2 separate regions of the Homo sapiens genome follow, and region 2 is linked to region 1. Evidence: chromatin loops called from intact Hi-C (ENCODE). Cell type or tissue: IMR-90. All regions are shown on one strand. Each heading gives the region's core, and the rest is flanking DNA. Links, peaks and the distances in the headings are about the cores only.

Evidence for each region. Peaks named below come from ENCODE experiments on the same cell type or tissue, not always from the same donor. Only the 100,000 strongest peaks of a DNase experiment are listed, where the experiment ranks them.
Region 2: a loop joins it to region 1, with 2.7 times the contacts of the local background. A loop is called at or near these places in 2 of 110 quality-filtered maps.

What each region holds. Positions count from the first base shown.
Region 1 is chr11:23,898,294-23,909,152 of GRCh38, reverse strand. No RefSeq gene overlaps it. Among named protein-coding and RNA genes, the nearest start is that of LINC02726, 170 kb to the right of the region's middle. In IMR-90, for the core only: no CTCF peak of the experiment used is centred there; a DNase peak (open chromatin) is centred at 5,882; H3K27ac peaks cover 2,722 bases.
Region 2 is chr11:23,982,785-23,993,643 of GRCh38, reverse strand. No RefSeq gene overlaps it. Among named protein-coding and RNA genes, the nearest start is that of LINC02726, 260 kb to the right of the region's middle. In IMR-90, for the core only: no CTCF peak of the experiment used is centred there; DNase peaks (open chromatin) are centred at 2,343 and 4,903; H3K27ac peaks cover 4,409 bases.

The DNA of each region.
Region 1 (10,859 bases), core at 1,831-9,830:
CACTCAACAATAGAAACCAAGTTCCACCTTTAATACTTTGCTTAGAAATTTATTCAACTGGAAGTCCTAGCCAGAAAAATCAAGCAAGAGAAAGAAATAAAAAGCATCTGAATAGGAAAAGAAAAAGTGAAACTATCTGTCCTCACTGATGATATTATTCTATACCTAGAAGATCATCAAAGATTATGCCAAAAGGCTCCTATAACTGATAAACAACTTCAGTAAAGTTTCAGGATACAAAATCAATGCACAAAAATCAGTAGCATTTCTATACATGAATAACGTCAAACTGAGAGCCAAATAAGGAACACAACCCCCTTTACAATAACCACAAAAAGAATGAAATACCTGAGAATACATGTAACCAAAAAGGTGAAAGAACTCTACAAGGAGAACTACTCTGCTCAAAGAAATTACAGATGCTGAAAACAAATAGAAAAATATTCCATGCTCATGGAATGGAAGAACCAGTATTGTTAAAATGGCCATACTTCCCGAAGCAATCTACAGATTCAAGGCTATTCCTATCAAACTACCAATGTTATGTTTCACAGAAGTAGAAAAAAAACTATTCTAAAATTCATATGGAACCAAAAAAGAGCTCCTATAGCCAAAGCAATCCTAAGTAAAAAGAACAAATCTGGAAGCATCATATTACCTGACTTCAAACTCTAAGCCTACAGTAACCACAACAGCATAGTACTGGTCCAAAAACAGACACATACACCAATGGAACAGAATAGAGAACCAAGAAATAGTCACACACCTACAACAATCTGATCTTCAACAAAATTGACAAAAATAAGCAATGGGGAAAGGATTCCCAATTCAATACAGTACCTGATGCATAGCTGGCTAACTATTTGCTACCCTTCATCACAGAAGAAAATCAACTCAAGATGAAAAAAATATTTAAATGTAAGATTTTGGACTATAAGAATCTTGGAAGAAAACCTAGGAAACAACATTCTGGACATTGGCCTTGGGAAAGAAATTATGAATAAGTCCTCAAAAGCAATTGCAACTAAAACCAAAATTGACAATGCAAACCTAATGAAACTGAAGAGATTCTGCACAGCAAAACAAAACATTAACAGTGTAAACAGACAACTTACAGAGAGGGAAAAATACTTGCAAACTATGCATCCAACAAAGATATAATATCCAGAATCTATAAGGATTTAAACAATTGAAAAAGTAAAAAACAAATAACCTCATTAAAAAGTGGGCAAAAAACATGAACAAACACTTCTCTAAAGAAGACATACAAGCAACCAACAAACATATCAAAGAATGCTCAATATTACTAATCCTCAGAGAAATGCAGATCGATACCATAATGGGATACCATCACATACCAGTCAGAATGGCTATTTTTTAAACCTGTATTTTAGTTTCAGAAGTACATATGCAGGTTTGTTATATAGGTAAATTGCACATCGTGGGGGTATTGTGTACAAGTTTTTTCTCATCCAGGTAATAAGCATAGTACACAATAGTTAGTTTTTCAATCCTCAACCTCCTCCCACCCTCTGCCCTCAAGTAGGCCATGGTGTGTATTGTCCCTTTGTTGTGTCCATGTCTGATCAATGTTCTGCTCCCACATATAACTGAGAACATGTGGATTTGCTTTCCTGTTCTTCCCTTAGTTTGTTTCGACTAATGGCCTCCAGCTGCATTCATACTGCTGCAAAGGACATGATCTCATTTTTATGGCTGTATAGTATTTTATGTTGTATGTGTACTGCATTTTCTTTGTCCATTCCACCATTGATGGACGTCTAGGTTGATTCCATGTCTTTGCTATTGTGAATGGTGCTGCAGTGAATATTCACGTACATTTGTCTTTATGGTAGAATGATTTGCATTCCTTTGGTTATATATACTCAATAATGGGATTGCTGGGTAGAATGGTAGTTCTGTTTCAAGTTCTTTGAGGAATTGCCAAACTGTCTTTCACAAAGGCTGAACTAATTTATGGATTTCCCAGCTGATCTGACAACCTACTATTTTCTAACATGTGCAACCAGTAAAAAGTAAATTTTCAATTTTGCCACCTGTCAGGCCCAAAGTTACAGGTATTCAAATATCACCCAATGACACTTCCATCTTTAGTTGGAGTGGATTGCTTTCTAGCTTATCTTTACTTTGGGTGAAACTACAGTTCTATTAATTTAAAAAAAAATAATGTTTTGTCTGAACTTCATAATTTGTATCTATGTGAGGCTTATCCTGACCAAATTACTCAACAATTACTGGAAGCTGAATTCTCATTGCTCAAATTTTTGTAACCCTACACGTATTCCCTTGCAGTCAATATAATTTTCTTTGCCTATGGCTAGGTGGAAACTTAACTACAGTCTATGTAACTAAGGTATTTAAAGAAAAATACAGTAGAAATTGAGGAAGCCAAACTGTATTCAAAAATTTTACAAGAATCTGTTAATTATACATATAAACAACTAATGATTTTTCTGTTTTCCAAATTCTTCTTAAGACTACAAAATATCCACTAATTATTTTTATATGGCTCCAAAAACCCATAATTGTTGTCTCCCTTTTTAATTTTAACTATTTACCCATGATTTCCTTTTCTCTATAATTATGGTACATTTTGGACTTTATCACAGAAAAAAAATTTTGCAATGTCAAATTAATCACTTTAGTAAGCAGGTCTGGGTATTGGGGGTGGAATAAAAATAAAGGATAAGACAAAAGACTTTTATATTCTGTTTTCTGGAAGCTCTCAAACATTACTTTTGGTTGCTACCTTGTGTTTTTCTATAGAGTACTAAAAAGATTGTCGAGGAGGTCTCATTTAGTGAAAAATTGAGGCTCACTATACTTTTAGCTCAAAGGATCATTATATGTCTGCACTTACTCTCAGAAACAGGAATTTGCAAAAATAAATAAATGACTAAATAAAGTGAAAGCAAGTGTAGTTATAAAAACACATACATGAATTTATGACATGTACTTATTACCTCTAGTGCCAAGTGGGTCAAACTGAATGAGCTGATCCTCAGACTTTATAGACTCAATGGGGCAGTGGAGGTGGGACTTCTCTGTAAATATCAAAGTCTCCTTTTATAAGAGAATATAAAAATACTATTTCTGGTCTCCCTTTGACATTTCCTATGTTCTCTGTAGGCATGGTAATGGCAGCTCCTAGCTTAGTGCTGACAAATACAAGGGAAAATAAATGGTAACCCAATGTAAACCCAAACATCACAAAAATTGTGATCCAAAAAATCAAAGGTGAGCAGGTGTTTGGTCTTTTTATATCTATTACTTATGATCAATATGTTAAGTCCACAAAAATCTAGAATCTATGTTTTAAAAAATGGTCTATAAAATAGGATATTACAAAAGAGTATTAAAATGTAAGTTATGCCTTGATCATTGTTTATGTAATCTGAAGAAGTCAACATTAACAGACAATAAATTAAGCATAAAATGTCGCTGATCCTTTTCTGTGGTAGACAGTCTCTAAATGACTTCTAGCAATCCCTGCTTTCTAGTATCCATTCCCTCATGCATATAATCTCCTCACTTTGAGTAGGGGCAGGACTAGTGACTTCTAACCAATAGAGGTAATAAGCTTTTACTTCTGAGATTAGGTTACAAAAAGACCCTGTTTTTTGTGTGTACATCTTTCTCTTTTTCTTAGAGTCCTCACTCTGGAGGGTAGTAATCTAACATACTATTAGCTACTCTATGGAGAGTCTCATGTGGCAAAAAATTGAGGTCTCCGGGCAACAGCCAGTTAGGACCTATGGCCTGACAATACATGAGTGTACTTGTAAGCCAATCTTTTATTGGTCAAAACTCGACGTGACTGTAGCCCTAACTGACCCTTTTCATCCTTGCGAGTAATGCTGAGCCAGAATTATAACAAAACCAATCCCAGAATCCTGACTCAGAAACTGTTAGATAATAAATATTGTTTTAAACTACCATGTTTTAGGAGATTTGAAATGAATGCCACAATAGATAGCAAAAATGCTGCTTTATTAAGCATCGCCTAGATTTCCTTAGTTGAACACAATAACTACATTAATGATCAAGATAACCTCCTTTCTGTTATATTGCCAGCTGAAAACTAAGATTGTGTAGAAGGGTTTTCAGGTGGAGGAGCTGCAACAGATAAGGTTAGTGATAATAGCAAAAAAGCAAACATTCATTCATTTAAAAAATACTAAGCATCTATCATTTTCCAAAAATTATGAAGAGCTCTCTAAAAGCATGACACTTGCTATCATGAATATTTCAGACTAATAATGAGCAGAGACAATTATAGTATAGTGTTATGAATGGGGTGCAAGAGAAAACTTCCTATAATGAATGGTTGATGAGTTTCAAGGTTATAATCAAGAAACAGCTAATGAAAGTTCTTCTCCAATTTGACGACAGTAAGTTGATATATAACATGAAGAAAGAAAGAATAGAGAATTAGGTAAGAAAGCAAGTTCCTAAACATGGGATTAACAAGAAAATGCATAGAAATCATTTGATCTTAGTAAATAAATCAGTAAATAATTCAATATATCTATAGATTTTTGTAACGGAGATAAAGGATAATTCTAACGAACCTACTTTGGAGGGTTACAGGAAGGCTCAAGGAGATCACAGATGTTTAGATGCACTTAGCAAAAAAGCAGATTACACAAATATTTATTATATTACTAATAATTTACTAAAGCCAAGACACTCTAAAAGAAACCACAATATGAAAGTCAGAAACTATCCTTAAGAAACTTATTCAAATGAAATGCAGAAATAAAAAAGTGGTTAGCAAGAATAACCACTACAGTGAGCCAATACATAGTTGATCAACATTTTCTCATCAATGCTCAAGAAAGTTGGGGGCACACTTCTGGAAAATGATCCTGGATCATTTTATGATCCAGATTGATGTAACTCACTTGAAATTAACACAATGCATATTGAGTACCCTGGAAAAACACCAACTCCAGGCACTGCGGATACAGTAATTATCAAGTTATATAAGACCCGTGACTTCAGGGAGATTACTAGATTACTTTAAAAACACTATTTATTTTGGTTTATGGACTTATTAAAATCTAGATTTGAAATCTGGGGTTATCAATTATTTGGCACATGACTTTGGCCAGTTCAGTTGAACAATCAACGTCCTATTTCCTCAGATATAAAATATAATAAATAGCACTTACCTTGTATTATTCTTGATAAGCTTTAATGAGATAAAGTATTAAAAATGCATCCTGCTCATGTTTGGTATTTATTAGACATGTAATACAGTATTTATTTTTATTTTTATGGATAAGTAATAGTTATAAATATTTATGGGGTACATGTGATATTTTTATACAAGTATGTAATGTATAATAATCAAGTTAGGTTAAATAGGATATGTATCATCTTAAGCACTTATCATTTGTTTATGTTAGGAACATTCCAAATCCACTCTTTTAGTTATTTTGAAATATAGAATAAATTATTATTAACTATAGTCACCCTACTGTGCTTATGAACACTAGATCTTATTCATTTTATACAACTCAGTTTTTGTATCCATTAACCATCGCTTCTTGATCCCCACCTTCCCACTACCCTTCCCAGGCATTGGTACAATCATTCTACTCTCTAGCTCCAGGAGTTCAATTTTTGTCTCTCACATGTGAATGAGAATAAGTGGTATATATATTACCTCTTAGGAGTGTGTTTATCACGCATTTTTCTAGCTTGTAAAAGGTATCCTTCTCAAAGCTTTTAGCCAAGAATATAGACGCCTAGTGACCCTGGAGTGTTTTAAACACAAATTCCTTCAGAATCACTCCTCATTACACAAATGTACAGAATTCCACAACGTACTTGCATTGCTCTGATGGCTAATGTTTCTCATGACTCTGTAATGAGTCACCACCTTTATTCACCCGGCAAATTCTTCACTCAAAGTCAAGATAGTGTCTAAAATGCTCCATGACGAACCCATGTCTGCACACTTCCTTTTCATCCAAACTGGGTCATGTGCCCCTCAACAGTATTTCTATCATGCTACAAATAGCATCTATCTATCTCTGCCACCTAGATCCCATAGATCTGTGCCACTCTGGACCGTGAATGACATTTTCTCTTGGTTCCATGTTTTTTACACCTTTCTTGACTTCTGGTTCAAAACCTGAGCTTTGAGTTCAAATTCTGCCTTACATTCTGCATCACTAGGAAAAAGACTAAACTTTTTGGACCTCAATGTTTTCTCGCTTCTCACATGAGGATAACAATAATAGTTTTCTGTAAAAATTACATATCATTATATAGAAAGAATAACACAGCACCTTGGGGATATTTAATAAATTAAAGATGTTGATATTATAATCACCAACATCATATGAATATATACACAGCTAAGAAAAATATGGGAAAATGGCAGACAATTGTGACTGCTGCAGTTCAGAACCAGTTCATCGCAGTAGTTAAATTTAGATTCTGATGTAAGACTAGTTGAGTGAATTCATTTCTTATTAACTGTGTGCTGGTTGATGCAGCATCCCATTTAAGCCTGTTTCCTCACCTTAGTCTGAGAGATAATGATAATAATTTCCACCTCTTTAATTTGGTATAAAAGCAAAATGAAATAAGGCACGTTAAACTCTTAGGACAGGACCACAGTAACTAGTCAAAAATATATTAGCTATAATGAAGGTGATACATTGCATCCGATTTTTAAATATCTTTATATAATTACTGTCCTTTGTGTTTTTTTAAAATTTTTGTTTATTTTTATTGTATATACTTAAGGTACACAACATGATGTTTTGATATATATAGTGCAGTACTTACTACAGTCAAGCAAATTAACATATCCATTATTTAACATAATTGTGTGTGTATATGTGTGTGTATGTGGTAAGAGCATTTGAAATATACTCTTACAAAATTTTCAGGATACAATACAATATCATTAACTTTAGTCTTCATGCTCTACATTATATTTCTAGCTTTACTCATCCTATCTAACTACAACTTTGTATCATTTGGCTAACATCTCATTTCCCTTCACTTTCTTCCTTGATAACGACCATTCTACTTCCTATTTTTGTATATTCATTAAAAAAACTTCACAAATCAGTGAGATCGTGTGATATTTGTCTTATGTGTCTGAATTATTTAATTTAGCATAGTATGTTCCAGGTTCATCCATGTTTTCACAAATGGGAAGATCTCCTTTATTAAAGCTGAATAATATTCCATTTCAGATATCCGCACTTCCATATTCATTGCAGTGGTATTATACACAATAGCCATGATATGGAAACAACTTAAGTGTCCATCTGTGGATGAGTGGATTAAAAAAATGTCCAATTTATTGATTTAGGCTGCATGCACTTTCAAAACATTTTTACAGTTCTTTTCTCTGTAGCATTTCCCCATTTTTGGTAATGTGGTCTTCTGATAAGTTTTGTTGGGGAGTCGATTTAAAATTCCCTAATAGAGGTCATTTGATATTTATCTATTTGTTATTACTTTTTAATTATTTAATAGTATGAACATGCACTAAGGTCAAACTAGCCCATGAGGAATTCATGGCTAGCAAAGTACATTTTCTCATTCCTTTATCTGAAATCTTCAGATTGCAGAAAAATGAATTTCAGATGATATTTCTGTTTGGAACTTCTATAATAATAACTGTCATACTTAATTCTAGATATTTACTCAAAATTATTTTAGAATCCAGAAGTCTTTACATATTAATACAAATTGGTAAATCAGATCTTTTGCCACTGGGGAAACCAAACTCACCTGAAAGTTATTTTAATTCAAGTTGTCTCCAAATATTGTCTATAGCAATGTGTTGGGGCTGGGGATGTAAGAGGATGGTGTCTGTTCTTCATTAAAAATTTCTTTCAGCTACTTGTCAGATTTTAATAGTTCTAACACACACACACACACACAGAGAGAGACAGAGAGAGAGAGAGAGAGAGAGAGGCATAAGAGTTCCTCATCCCTTGAGTTGCTTGCCCTTGCTATTTTTTACCTCAAATTTTATCAGGGTCAAGCAGCCACTGTCATAATTATAAACCATTGCATTTTTAAAAAAATCTAGAGCAATGGTTGTCTTATTTAGAATATTGTTATTATTATTATTCCTTCAAAAAGTGGCTAATAATAAAGCATGTTTATGACATATTTTATTTTGCAATAAGCTTTTGTAAACCACTGAGACCATAGCAGCCACCTAAAAAAATGCTTCACAGATCTTTGCAGATATAAAAAACAGCTCTATTTTTCAAAGGTGGCAGTACTAATTAATAAATACATCTTATTCTCATCTACAGTGAGTTTCAGTTATAATTACTCCTTTTCACCTTTCTTTATGTAGGTCTTTAGAACTGATCACATCTGTGTCCTTTCAGAGGCATTGGAATAGTTCATTGTTAGGAACCACAGTATTTCTTTCTGACATTGTAATTTACACTGACTAGCAGTAATCAGCCAGTAATCAGACTGTTATTAATGCTTCCAGGTTTTCTTTCAATCTCTCTAGTAAAATCACATAAAAAATGGCAAGCCACTTTTTCATTTTCTTCCGATTATGCAACATCTATCCATAATTCAGTTTGTTTTTCCCAAGTATGTATGGCAATCAGCACAACTCGAATATTGTTTCAAGTGATTGCAGCTTTTCATAATGGTGTCATTTACTGAGAACATACTGGGTGCTAAATGGTATTTTTATTACACTAACACACTGATTTATCCTTTAAAACAGCCCCATGAAGTATGAACATTAGCCTTGTTTCACAGCTGAGAAATTTAAAACACAGTAACATTAAGTAACCTGCCCAAGGTAACACTTTTATTAAAATAAGAGGTATCTCAAGTATTTGAACACAGGAAATGGTCTGACTGGTATATTCTATTTTATTTGCTTATCTGGATATATTATAAATGACTATAGATGAAATTCCTTCAAGAAAAGTAGAAAGGAAATCTAGATAGCCTCAAGTGAGGTAAATTTGGGTGTGACATTGTGGAATTATGTACAGATAACCACTTTCCAAAGGCACACAAAGAAGATGTATTTAAAGACTTATGGTCCTCTTTTCTTTCAAAAATAGAAAAGCCCATCCTCAAATTCATATAGAATTTCAAGGGACTCTGAATAGTCAAAACAATATTGAAAAAGAATGAGCAAAGTAGGAGGACTCACATTCTCCAGTTTCAAAACTTACAAAGCTGCAGTGATCAAAACAATGTGGCACTGCTATGAGGGATAGACACACTGACCAATGGAATAGAAATCAGAGTAGAAATAAACTCTCACATCTATGAACAATGGATTTTTGATAAGGGTTCCAAAATCATTCAATGATTAAAAAAAATAATTACTGGAGCAATGATGATGGAAAAATTGTAAAAAATTAAATCAGACTTCAACTTCATCTATCAGAATTAATTCAAAATCAATCAACAAACTACGCATCAGAGCTAAAACTATAAAACTAGCAGAATAAAACTTAGGCGTAAATCTTCACAACCTAGGATTTGGCAATGGATTCTTGAATTTAATACCATAACTACAATTAACAAAATAAATAAAGTGAACCTCATACAATTTTTAAAAGTTGTATCCAAAGGAACATTATTAAAGATGATACATCGAATACCCATATACACTTAACCTCATTTTATTTCATGTTAGTATCACACAAAATCATGGTACAATTGCTCAAATACTTAACAATGATTCAACACTATTAAATAATATAGCTTTATTCAGAATTGACCAGGTTTTTTTTTTCTATTCTAGGATCCTGTCCAGAATATAATATTGCATTTTGTTACTACAGCTGTTTAGTCTTTTCCAGTCTGTGACATATACCAAGGCTTTCCTTGTATTTTTTTTTGAGAGATGGAGTCTCGCTGTGTCACGCAGGCTGGAGTGCAATGGCTCAATTTCAGTTCACTGCAACCTCCACCTCCTGGGTTCAAGTGATTCTCCTGTCTCAGCCTCCCGAGTAGCTGGGACTACTGGCACACACCACCACACCCAGTTAATTGTTTTTGTATTTTAGTAGAGACGGGGTTTCACTGTTTTGCCCAGGCTGGTCTCAAACTCCTGAGCTTAGGCAATCTGCTCACCTCAGCCTCCCAAAATGCTAGGATTACAGGCATGAGCCACTGTGCCCTGCCAGCTTTCCTTGTTTTTTAGTAACCATAAGAGTTTTGAAGAGTACTTGTCATATATTTTGAATAATATCTCTTAATTTGGGTTTGCCTGATGCTTTCTTAAGATTAGACTGGAGTTAAGGAATTTGGAGAACAACAAAATAAATATGAAGTAACTTTTTCTTCACATCATGTGAAGGGGTACCTTATATCAAAATGGCGTATCACTAGAAACATTATTGTTTACTTGTTAAGGCAATTGACTACTGGAAGCTCTTTCAGCTTGACTCTGTGTCCTGTCGACATGCTCCAATCTAAAATGTAATTTGTACTTTACTGACTTTTGCTTTACTTTTTGATGTTATAACTTAACTGATTTACCCCACTGTATCATACCCAAGAGCAGTGGTTCTTAAACATTAACATTTACTATTGTCTTTGAAAATATTATGAAATGTATGAATAGCCAACACAGAAGAAAAACTGCACTCATGCACATCCAAAGTTTTACCCCCAAAAAGGGACAGGAAGTACTGCCCCCCTGAAACAATTTTGTGGGTCTCTGGTAACCTATGTGGGCACCCACTAGCACACTACAATTAACAACTGCAAATCCCTGCCCTAATCAGAGTAATTTGGATTCTTGCTAGATGTGTTTCAAAAAATAAATAAGGGTGGCTCTCCTGATAACTGTACTGCTAGAG
Region 2 (10,859 bases), core at 1,806-9,805, 85 kb before region 1:
ACCTTCCTTGCTTATGCACCAATCCTAGGGAGGTGGCTGTCTTGCCTTGCTCTTTCCTGCTCTTTGTTAGCTGCTATTGCTTCCTTGGTGCATCCCAACATGGCCTAGTCAATGATCCACTTAAAAAGCTACTGTTTACTCGCCACTCTCTCTCTCCTTTCTCTCCTTTCTCTCTGTGAGAGTGGTGTGCACTAGATGCTTCTAGTTAGCCATCTTGGCACCTCGCTGATCCTTTCAATACATGGATACTATTTATCTCTCAATTGTTTAAGCCTTATTTTTTCTGTAAGACTTGCATAATTTTTACCATACAAATCTATAAAATACTTGTTAATGTAATATCCAAGGATTTTTTGGGGGGGTACTATTATAAGTGGTACTGTTTCATTATTATCTCAATTTCCAGTTGAAATAAAATTGAAATACCAGCAACCAGCTAGTATACAGAAGTTAAATTGATTTTAATATATTGGTCTTTTATTATGTGATTTTCCACAGCAGTTACCAGACTTTAGAGCTTTTTTGTGGATTCGTTTGGATTTTCTATGTAGACAATAACCAATAACAACATCTACAAAAAGAAAGAGTTTTATATTTTCTTTTCTAGTTTATTTTATTTCCTATTCTACTAGCTAATTTCTGATACTAGGTTGAATAGGAATGATGAGAGAAGAATATGTTTCTGAAGCATCTCTTGCTCCTTTGTTGCTCATTTGGAAGTAGTGGTACTTTTCCTAAGGAGAATTTAGATGGTACTGTTTCCAAGTTACTTGTTCCACAAATACTTTTTCCAAATTACTTGTCCATTGGGATTTGGGAAAGTGGAGTTATAACATGGTCAAAAGATAAAAGCCAAGAGAAAGGAAAAATATGAAAGAATATGAGTCCTATAAAAAAAGACAGGAAAACTAATCAAATAAGGACATGAACAAACCGGATGTCATCAATCTCAAACAGGATAAGGCTGTTGATATTTTCTCCATATACTATGCACAAAATGGTATATAAGGCAGAAAATTCTAAAAGTACTGATGTTGTCTTGTTTTATTTGAGAGCAGTTGATCTCTTTCGGATGTTATTAGACAAGACCATACTCTTGTGGATTGATAATGCTTTTTTTTTTTTTTCTCTGAAAAAGTGGGTATTTTACTGTTAACAATGGTATCTAGGAAAGGGTCAGGGTCCAAGATGTTACAACTAAGGAAAGCGGCTGTAAAAGGCAGGCATGGAGACACTCTTCTGTAAAGCATTGTCACCACCATTGCTATTGGGAATGGGGAAAAAGCTGACAAATGTTACAAGGAAACGGCCCTGCTCTCAATAGAATCCCCACGGAAGTAGGGTTGGACATGCAGGATTTATTAGAAATGTTAAATTATTTCTATTTTATGTTGTACTTCTCTTTGCTTGTATCTAAATCTATAATACTGTTTTACCACAATTTGCCATCTGGTCTCAGCTGTTATTACAGGCGTTAAAAACAAAGATCATTGAGCATAGTTGATACAAACAGTAGCAGCCGGAGGGAGGATGCATGTCCACAAACTTAAGAAGGCAGCTAATGAAAAGAGCAGAGACCTTTGGAAAAAGTGGACAGAGGCCATTTCGAACAGAGGACCCCTTACCGAGGACAGGTTTGTAACATGAGAGGATCCTCTTATTAGTCCAGTATGTACTTAACAACAGTGACTTTAGGAACAAATAAGTAAACAGAAAAACAGGACTCCCCACAGTAAAACAGAAGGAAGGAATGGAGTAACACAAATTTGGTTTATTAACAAAAGGAAAACCTTAAACTGATGAAATAAGGGTACCAGATTCATATTATAAAAAGTTGACTCACTCTAGAATTATTCATTTAAAATGGTAATTTGTGTGCCAAAATGGAAGTAAGATAACTGAAGCATGAACAAAGAATTAAAAACAAAACACATAAAATTAATGTAATATTTTGGGAGAATAGAAGCAAATGTATTAAATTTTTCAACTGTCATTAAACGGGAAAGTATTTTGAATTTAAAGGGGACTACATTAGACGTTGTGTCTGAGCCAATTTGTGTTCTTTATGACGCTTCTTTGGGCCTGTGATTCCCGGGATCTAGACAAACTATCTAAAGGCTCAGCATTTGTTCCTGATAATGAACAGAGCAGCCGGCTGTCTACTGGGTGCTTGTTTGAAACTACTTGGATTCACAATTGCAGTGCCTATGGGATATTACACGCTGAGTTTGTGCTTGCCAGTTATATTTAATCTGTCTGAAAATGAGATCATAAAAGGAATTTCCTGATTAGTCTTGTATGGCAAATCATATTCTTGGATTGCTCTCAAAGCAGCTGCAATCATGTTTAGAAAAATGATGAAAACTCCTCCTCTTCCCACCACCAGCATACATTCAGAGGGATAACTTCTATGGCAGCTCTTCATGTTTTCATTCATCAAATATTTGTTAAGTGCTTATGGTGGTGTGCTGACCACTTGGAATACAGAAGGACATATTTTCCTTTGTCAGTAAGTCCAGTCCAGAGATCAGAGAGAGAAGCAAATAGATAATTACAATGCAACCATCAGCAAAGCTACTTGACTATTGGCAGCCACAGGGTACTGTTTAATCCCACCGAGATGCTACCATTATACATCCCTATCACAAAAGAGGCTTTGCATCTATAATAAGGATGGTGAGAGGGAGGCTGTTTTCAGTGGAAAAAAAAAGGTGATGCTTCTGAGTGATAGAGTTTTTTGTTTTTTTTTTTTTTACTTTACACAATATTTGTTTAATAGGTGTAATTGTGCCAAGGGGAAGTGCAAGATTTTCTCTGAGAGACAGCATAGGCATTAAACAGATATTATAGAGTAGCAATGGGAAATAAAGGTCTGTCAGGCACCATTCATCTCCCTAACAAACACCCAGGGCATACATCACTAATGGAGCCCACATAGGCACTTTCCCCTTCTCAATAAACTGTTCCAAGCTGTCACTACCAGCCATCAGGCCCCTGTGTGAAACAACATTCATATATTCTCTTAGAGTAACTCTGTTTCTTGTACAGTGGAGAGAGTCTGTTTCAGTTTGCAATCTCCCTGAAATGTTCGGAGAGATGGATGACAACACTATTGCAACAAGCCCTGGGGCTGTTTTTTTGTTTGACTTTTAAGTATTTGTAGGGGCTATATTTTGAAGTACAACACAGTATCTTGTCATTCTATCCTAGCTGACTGAACTTAAGGGTGAACTTCAAATAAATTCTACTTTTCTTTTGATATTTTTCAGCTAAAAAGTAGGGTTATAGTATTCTTGTCTGCATATATAAGGATTTCCAATCCTCTATTTTTTTAACATCTGTAATTACATTTGATAGGTTAGGTATATGTCATTTTCTCAGAGACATTTTCCTTGGTCACTATATGTGGTGAAATCATATTCTTGATCTTTTGCCCTAATGTATTTTTCTTAATAGAATATGACATTCTATACATTTATTTATTTAATTATGCATTTTCTCTCTCTTCCACTAGAATATAAGCTTTAAAAAAGCAGAAAATTATGTCTGTCTTATTTACCATGCAACCTCAGTGCCTAGGATCACACTTTTCAAATATTTAATGCTTAATTGAAATAGGAAATAATCCTGAGAGACAGGCTTGGCTAAATCTACACTTTGTAGACGAGAAAGCAAAATCATAAGAGTGTCTTGACTTGCTTGAAAGTACACACCTAGCTGGTGAACAGCACCATCCCTTCCCCTTTTCTGCCTTCTTTCTGGGTTCCTCCAAAGCTTAAGGGTACATAGGACTTGATTATTTGTTCTCATTCAATGTGTTGTTAAGGAGATACAACCAGAAAGTCTCTAATAAAACTTGACATTTATTTAAAGAAACTGTTTGATACACAGAGAAATCTGAAAATAATGGAGTCATTAATTTTTAAAAAAAGAGTAACAATTTTATGGCTAGCCATAACATGAGGGGTTTGGACAAGAATCTATACAATTTATTAAAGTTTCTCTCTTTAGAAAGCTCAACAGCTCAGAAAACTATTAAAACAAATTTCAGAGGCTTTCTTTATGGTTGATAACTTGCCAGTTAAATCTCCCAAATTATTTCAGTTCATCTTTTATTTGCACAACACCTACTATCACAGTATCCATTTAATTGACATAATCCTTAATGAGCATTTAAGAAAGGGATGAAATTAGATTTAAATTATTTTCTTACTTTTAATTACCTTATTTTGTCGATGCAAGTTTATCCCAAGTTTTCCTGCTTTCAAATAATTATGATTTCCTTTGGAAATAATTCTAGATTTTAATGTTAAAGTTGCTACCGTCTATAAAATATTAAAACAAGGAAAGAGGGCTTTTACATATGTTTGAGATCTCTTTAGATTTGCCCATGTCTACTTTTATGATTATATAAAGAATGCCATATTTTTTCTAGTTGCCTCAAGTGCATAAATATGATGAAGTGAATAAAGAACTTGACAAGAGTTTTTGAATGTTTGGCTTTATCTGAACTCTCAAGAATTCTGTTGATTAAAAGCAGAATCTAAAGTTTTTATATCTGCTATTTTAATGCAGCAAACGTGAAATAATCTGAAGTAGAACATAAAAGAGAGTTCACCATCTCACAGATATCTACTCTGGCCAAACTCAATAGCCACACAGCTTTTTTCTTCTAAAGCTTTTCAAAACACAAAGCTATCACAATATAGGCTTAAGCTCATTGGAATGGCACCCAGATGTATTTTTTACCCAGAGCTTTTTCAGTTTCATTTACTTTCTTAGACCCTTGAGAGATGAGAAAACCACCAATGAGGCTAAAACATCTCCATTATATTCATTTCCATCCTTTCTTTTGAACACTCAGAGAGGGTAGCAAATTGCTTGGTGGTGAATCATTTCCCAACTATCCCCTGTGCACTACTCTTCAAACAATTGTACACGCTCTATTTACAGTGAGTGCTGGCTTCCAAATTTTTAGAATAGCATACTTGTTGAAGGAACCTGAGAGTCCTTGTTCTTATACATTGATTTCAACAGAGTCCCAAAACAAATCTGTGAAGTCAGCAAAATTTATACAAAGTTTTTCTTTCTCTAGTATAGATTGAACTATGCTCCTTCATGGAATGGTGGATATAACCTAAAACTTTACTTGGCAAAATGTTTGACCTTCCACTACCTGGGTTTAGAGGCTACTGCAACTATGTAATAGGCATGAAAATCTGCACAAATTGCTGACTCTCTCTGTGCAACCTCTTTCTTTTTTATGAAATGGGAATAAGAGTAATAATGTTTACGCTTTAAGACAGTTGTGAAATTCAAATTATTTAAGAAATACAAAGTGCTTGGAATAATGACTTGCATTCTGTGCCTTTATGTAAGGATTTGCAATTATTATTACTTACTGTACACACACACACATTCTTTTACTACCATCCGCATGAATTTCATTTGTTTTGCTCCTTTTAAAAAATGTTCCATTTCTCCTATTTTATGAGTAATTAATTTGACATACTAATTATACAAATGGATTTCTGGGTAGAGGCTTAATGCTTGAGCCATTAAACCTTCAATGGTTCTCAGTGATTGACAGATTTCAAATTTCTTAGCTTAACTTTCAGAAGCTTCCACAAAGTTGTTTCCATTTATTCCTGTGTTGGGCTGGAATGCAGTGGCACAATCATAGCTCACTGCAGCCTTGCACTCCTGGGCTGAAGCAAGCCCCCCACCTCAACTCCCCAAGTACCTGGGACTACAGGTGTGTGTCACCACACATGGCTAATTTTTTATTTTTATTTTTTGTAGACACAGAATCTTGCTATGTTGCCCAGGATGGCCTAAATCTTGTGGCCTCAAGAGATCTTCCCGTCTTGGCCTCCCAAAGGTCTGGGACTATGGTCATGTGCCACCACACTCAGCCATAACTCACTTTCTAACCAAACAAACTCTGTCTTCTCTGAGGAGCTCCTTCACATCATAATATATATATATATATATATATATATAGCTTATTATTTTCTCTCTCATCAGTATCTGTCTTTTTTTTTCTATCCTTAAGTACACAACTTAAATTTCACTTTGGTCATAAAGATTTCTGAAAACCTTCCAGTAAGTCTCACTATTTTTATTTTTTAGCATATTTACCTTTTGCTCCCCTTTTGTCTCCCTCTCATTCTCTTTCTTAGTATATATCTTATCTTTTTCTTACCTTTTGGATGAAGGAATTATACATATTGAAATCTATAAATCTTAAGTATACAGTTTGATAAATTTTGATCAGTGTATATACCTCTGTGACCCATACTTCTATCAATTTATATATTTCCATTATTCTAAAAAGAAAATTGTCTCGAGCACCTTGTAAATACCCAGGCAAACTCTATTCTAAAATTCATCACTCTGTCTAGTTTTTCCTGTTCAGGACTTCATAAGAAGATTTGTATGTTGGTTGTGAATTAAAGTACTACAAATATAGACTGATTATCTAGGGATGATGCAGCACAATGTTTACACATTCTAGATATGGAATTGATAAGCAGTTGCGTTTGAAAAACGGCAACATTTAGTAAAATAGAGAAAGTTAAATAACAGTGTTCTAGTTAAAATACCTCCAGGGGAAAGGACTGACTTCTTAAAATTAACAGTGTTTAATTAAATTTTAAGTTTTTTACAACGTTACATATTATTATAGATCCTCTTTAGTTGCACCAAACTATTTGATGTATCTTTGCCCCGCACAGACTTTATGATGGTAGTAATTGAGGAAAGAAGTGTCCAGATCAGCAACTTGTACTAGAAAATAGATGGGAAGTACAAGAGGCAAAACACACAGAAATGAGATGGGAGGTGCAGAAGGCAAAATCCAAAACTATTGTCAAGAACTTATCAGAAGCAAAGAATTAGAGGAACATAATCTCCTCCATTTATGAATTGTTAGAAATGATTTTTAGCATCATTTGATCTTCGACAAAGCTGACAAAAGCAATGGGGAAAGGACTTTTTATTCAATAAATGGTGCTCAGATAAGTGGCTAATCACATGCAGAAGATTGAAACTGGACCCCTTCCTTACACCATATACAAAAATCAGCCCAAGATGGATTAAAGACTTATGTGGAAAACCCAAAACTATAAAAACCCTGGAAGACAATCTAGGCAATACTATCCTGAACACAGGAATGGGCAAAGATTTCACGACACAGATGCCAAAAGCGATTACAACAAAAGCAAAAATTAACAAATAGGATCTAAAACTAAAGTTTTTCTGCATGATAAAAGAAACTATTGACAGAATAAATGGACAACATACAGAATGGGAGACGATATATGCAAACTATGCATATGACAAAAGTCTAATATCCAGCATCAATAAGGAACTTAAACAAATTAACAAGAGAAAAACAACCCTGTTAAAAAGTGGGCAAGGAACATAAACAGATACTTCTCTAAAGAAGGGAGACATACGTGCAGCCAACAAGCATATAAAGAAATTTCAATATCACTGATAATCAGAGAAATGCAAATCAATACCAAAATGAATACCATCTCATACCAATCAGAATGGTTATTACTAAAAAGTCAAAAAATAACAGATGCTGGCGAGGTTGCAGAGAAAAGGGAACATTATACACTGTTGATAGGAGTGTAAATTAGTTCCACCACTGTGGAAAGCAGTAGGGTGACTCCTCAGAGAGCTAACAGAACTACCATTTGATCCAGCAATCCTGTTACTGGGTATATACGCAGGGGAATATGAAACATTCTACCCTAAAGACACATGTATGCCGATGTTCACCGCAGCACTGTTCACAATAGCAAACATGTGGAATCAACCTAAATGTCCATCAATGACAGATTGGATAAATAAAATGTGGTACATACACATCATGAAATACTACGCAGCCATAAAAAGAACCGAGATTATGTATTTTGCAGCAACACAGATGGAGCTGGAGGCCATTGTCTTTAGCAAACTAATACAGGAACAGAAAACCAAATTCCACATGTTCTCACTTATAAGCAGGAGCTAAATGATGATAACTCATGGACACAAGTAAGAGAACAACAGACACTGGGGCCTACTTTAGGGTGGAGGTTGGGAAGAGGGAGAGGAGCAGATAAGATAACTACTGGGTACTTGGCTTAGTACCTGGGTGATGAAATAATCTGTACAACAAACTCCTGTGACACAATTTTATCTATATAACAAACATGCACTTATACCCCGAACCTAAAATAAAAGTTAAAAAAATAAATAAAATTAGAAAAAATAATTTTTAGTTTTCTACTATATAAGGTATCACGCTTTTAAACAAATTTCAATAAATATCAGAGATGTAGATGCCCCACACTGCGGGGATTAGTAATACCCAAGTAACTGACAACTGATATACCTCAAAAAAGAATATCTTCACTAACTGAGTCATATTTATCCTCAACCTGTTCATACAGTTCCATAGTTTTCTGTATTTTTCCAGAATTTTTACCCTAGACCACTTTAGGCTACCTTTGCTTTCTCTGGTAGATTATTACTTACACCGACCTATTGAATCTGGCTTGGATAGCACAGAACCAGGCATCGTGTGGTCCCTCTCTAAGTTTTTGAGCTGAGTTATATTATAAATGTTAAGTGTTGAAGACAATGACTTCACTTAATAGTTGAGATTTTATCAGATAGGACAAACTAACATTTTAAACAGGCATTTCTCCTTTAGTTTTCATCATACATACTCTCTACTTAGGTATCAGAGCTTACCCTACATTTCATGTATGCCTGCATTCACCCGGGAGTCATGAAAGATAAACTCAAAGCCATAAGAAAAAATAAGCTGAGCCCAGTGAGTAATTCATCTGGCTTTCTGTTCAATGTCCACCAAAGGATGCCCAGGGAATTCTGAGCCAATAACTTTTACAGTGTTGAGAGACAACTGTGTCAATTACCACAAACTAGCAGCTTGAAACAATGCTTATTCACTGTCTCACAGCTTTTTAGTTCAGAATTGCAGGTGGACTCACCTGGTTCTCTGTTCAGGCCCTAATACAAGGTTAAGGTGTTGCCTGGGCTGGGACCTTGAGGCTCTGTGGAAGAATATATTTCTATGCTCAGTCAGGTTTCTGCAGAATTCAATTGCATTTTCTTGCCAAGTGTTGGCCTGGGACTTCTTTCATTTTCTTGAGTCTGCTCCAGGTCCTTGCTCTGTGGCCCACTCCAGCTTAGCAAAAGAGATACTGCCTCATATTAAATTTGTCCATTCTCCCCGACTTTCCGTTCTGTCAACCAAAGAAAAAGGCCCTGATTCTAAAGAGCTCATGTGATCAAATAAAGCCCATTCAGATAGCCTCCCTATGCTAAGGTCCACAAATTAGGAAATTTAATTATATCTGAAAATCAGTTTTGCTGTGTTACCTGACAAATATCACTGGAATAACACCAAAAGAATTGTGTTTACTACAAGTATATTCAAAAGGCCAAGTTCTATAACTTAGTCCACATAGCACTTATTGATAATAAATTGGTACTATTTATTTAATATCTATGAGTAATTGGCCTTTGCAAAAACATCATGTGAAAATACAGGGAATTTTCAAATCTCACTTGGTTAAGTGTTTGGTGTGCTGTTGGAATAAAAGGAGTAAAAAAAGGCCAAGTTCTATAACTTAGTCCACATAGCACTTATTGATAATAATTTGGTACTATTTATTTAATATCTACAAGTGATTGGCCTTTGCAAAAACATTATGTGAAAATACAGGAAATTTTCAAATCTCTCTTGGTAAGTGTTTGGTGTGCTGTTGGAATAACAGGAGTAAAAAATATTTTACATTTACAACTGCATAGTCTACATCCCTGGAGATCACATATATTCTGATTATAGCTACTAATCACTTGGTTTGATTTTTAAATCAAGGTTCCATAAAAACGTAAACATACCTAAATATTAATTTAAAAATCAAACCAAGTGATCACTATCTATAGTGACTACATACAATGTATACATGACTACATTCAAATACTCCACTTTTTTGGTATAAACTTACAGGGTACAATTGTAATTTTGTTACATGGATGTAATGCTTAATGGTGAATCTGAGCTTTTATTGTATCCATCACCCAAATAATGTACATTGTACCCATTCAGTAATTTGTTATTCATCCTCCTCCTACCTGCCCACCCTTCTGAGTCTCCATTGTCTATTATTCTATACTCTATGTCCATGTGTACACATGATTTAGCTTCCTCTTATAAGGGAGAGCATGCAGCATTTGTCTTTCTGTTAAGCTAACGGCCTCCAGTTCCATCCATGTTGCTGCAAAAGACATGATATTATCCTTTTTATGGCTGCATAGTATTCCATTTTGTATATATACCATATTTTCTTCATTCATCTGTTGATGGACACTTAGGTTATTTGCCATTGTAAATAGTGCTGTAGTAAACATATGAATGCAGGCATCTTTTTGATAATGATAATTTTGTTTTCCTTTGGGCAGATACCCAATAATGGGATTGCTGGATCAAATGGTAGTTCTATTTTTAGTTATTTGAGAAATCTCCATACTGCTTTTTATAGAGGTTGTACTAATTTATATTCCCACCAGCAGTGTATAAGTGCTCCTTTTTCCCTACCTCCTTGTCAAAATCTGTTACTTTTTGTCTTTTTAATAATAGCCATTCTGAGTATTGTAAGATGACATCTAATTGTGTTTTTATTTCCATTTCTCTGATGATTAGTGATGTTGAGCATTCTTTCATATGCTTTTTGGCCATTTGTATGTCTTTTGAAAAATTTCTATTCATGTCTTTTGCCCACTTTTTAATGGGATTCTTTGTTTTGTTGTTGAGTACTCCATTTTGGAGTTCA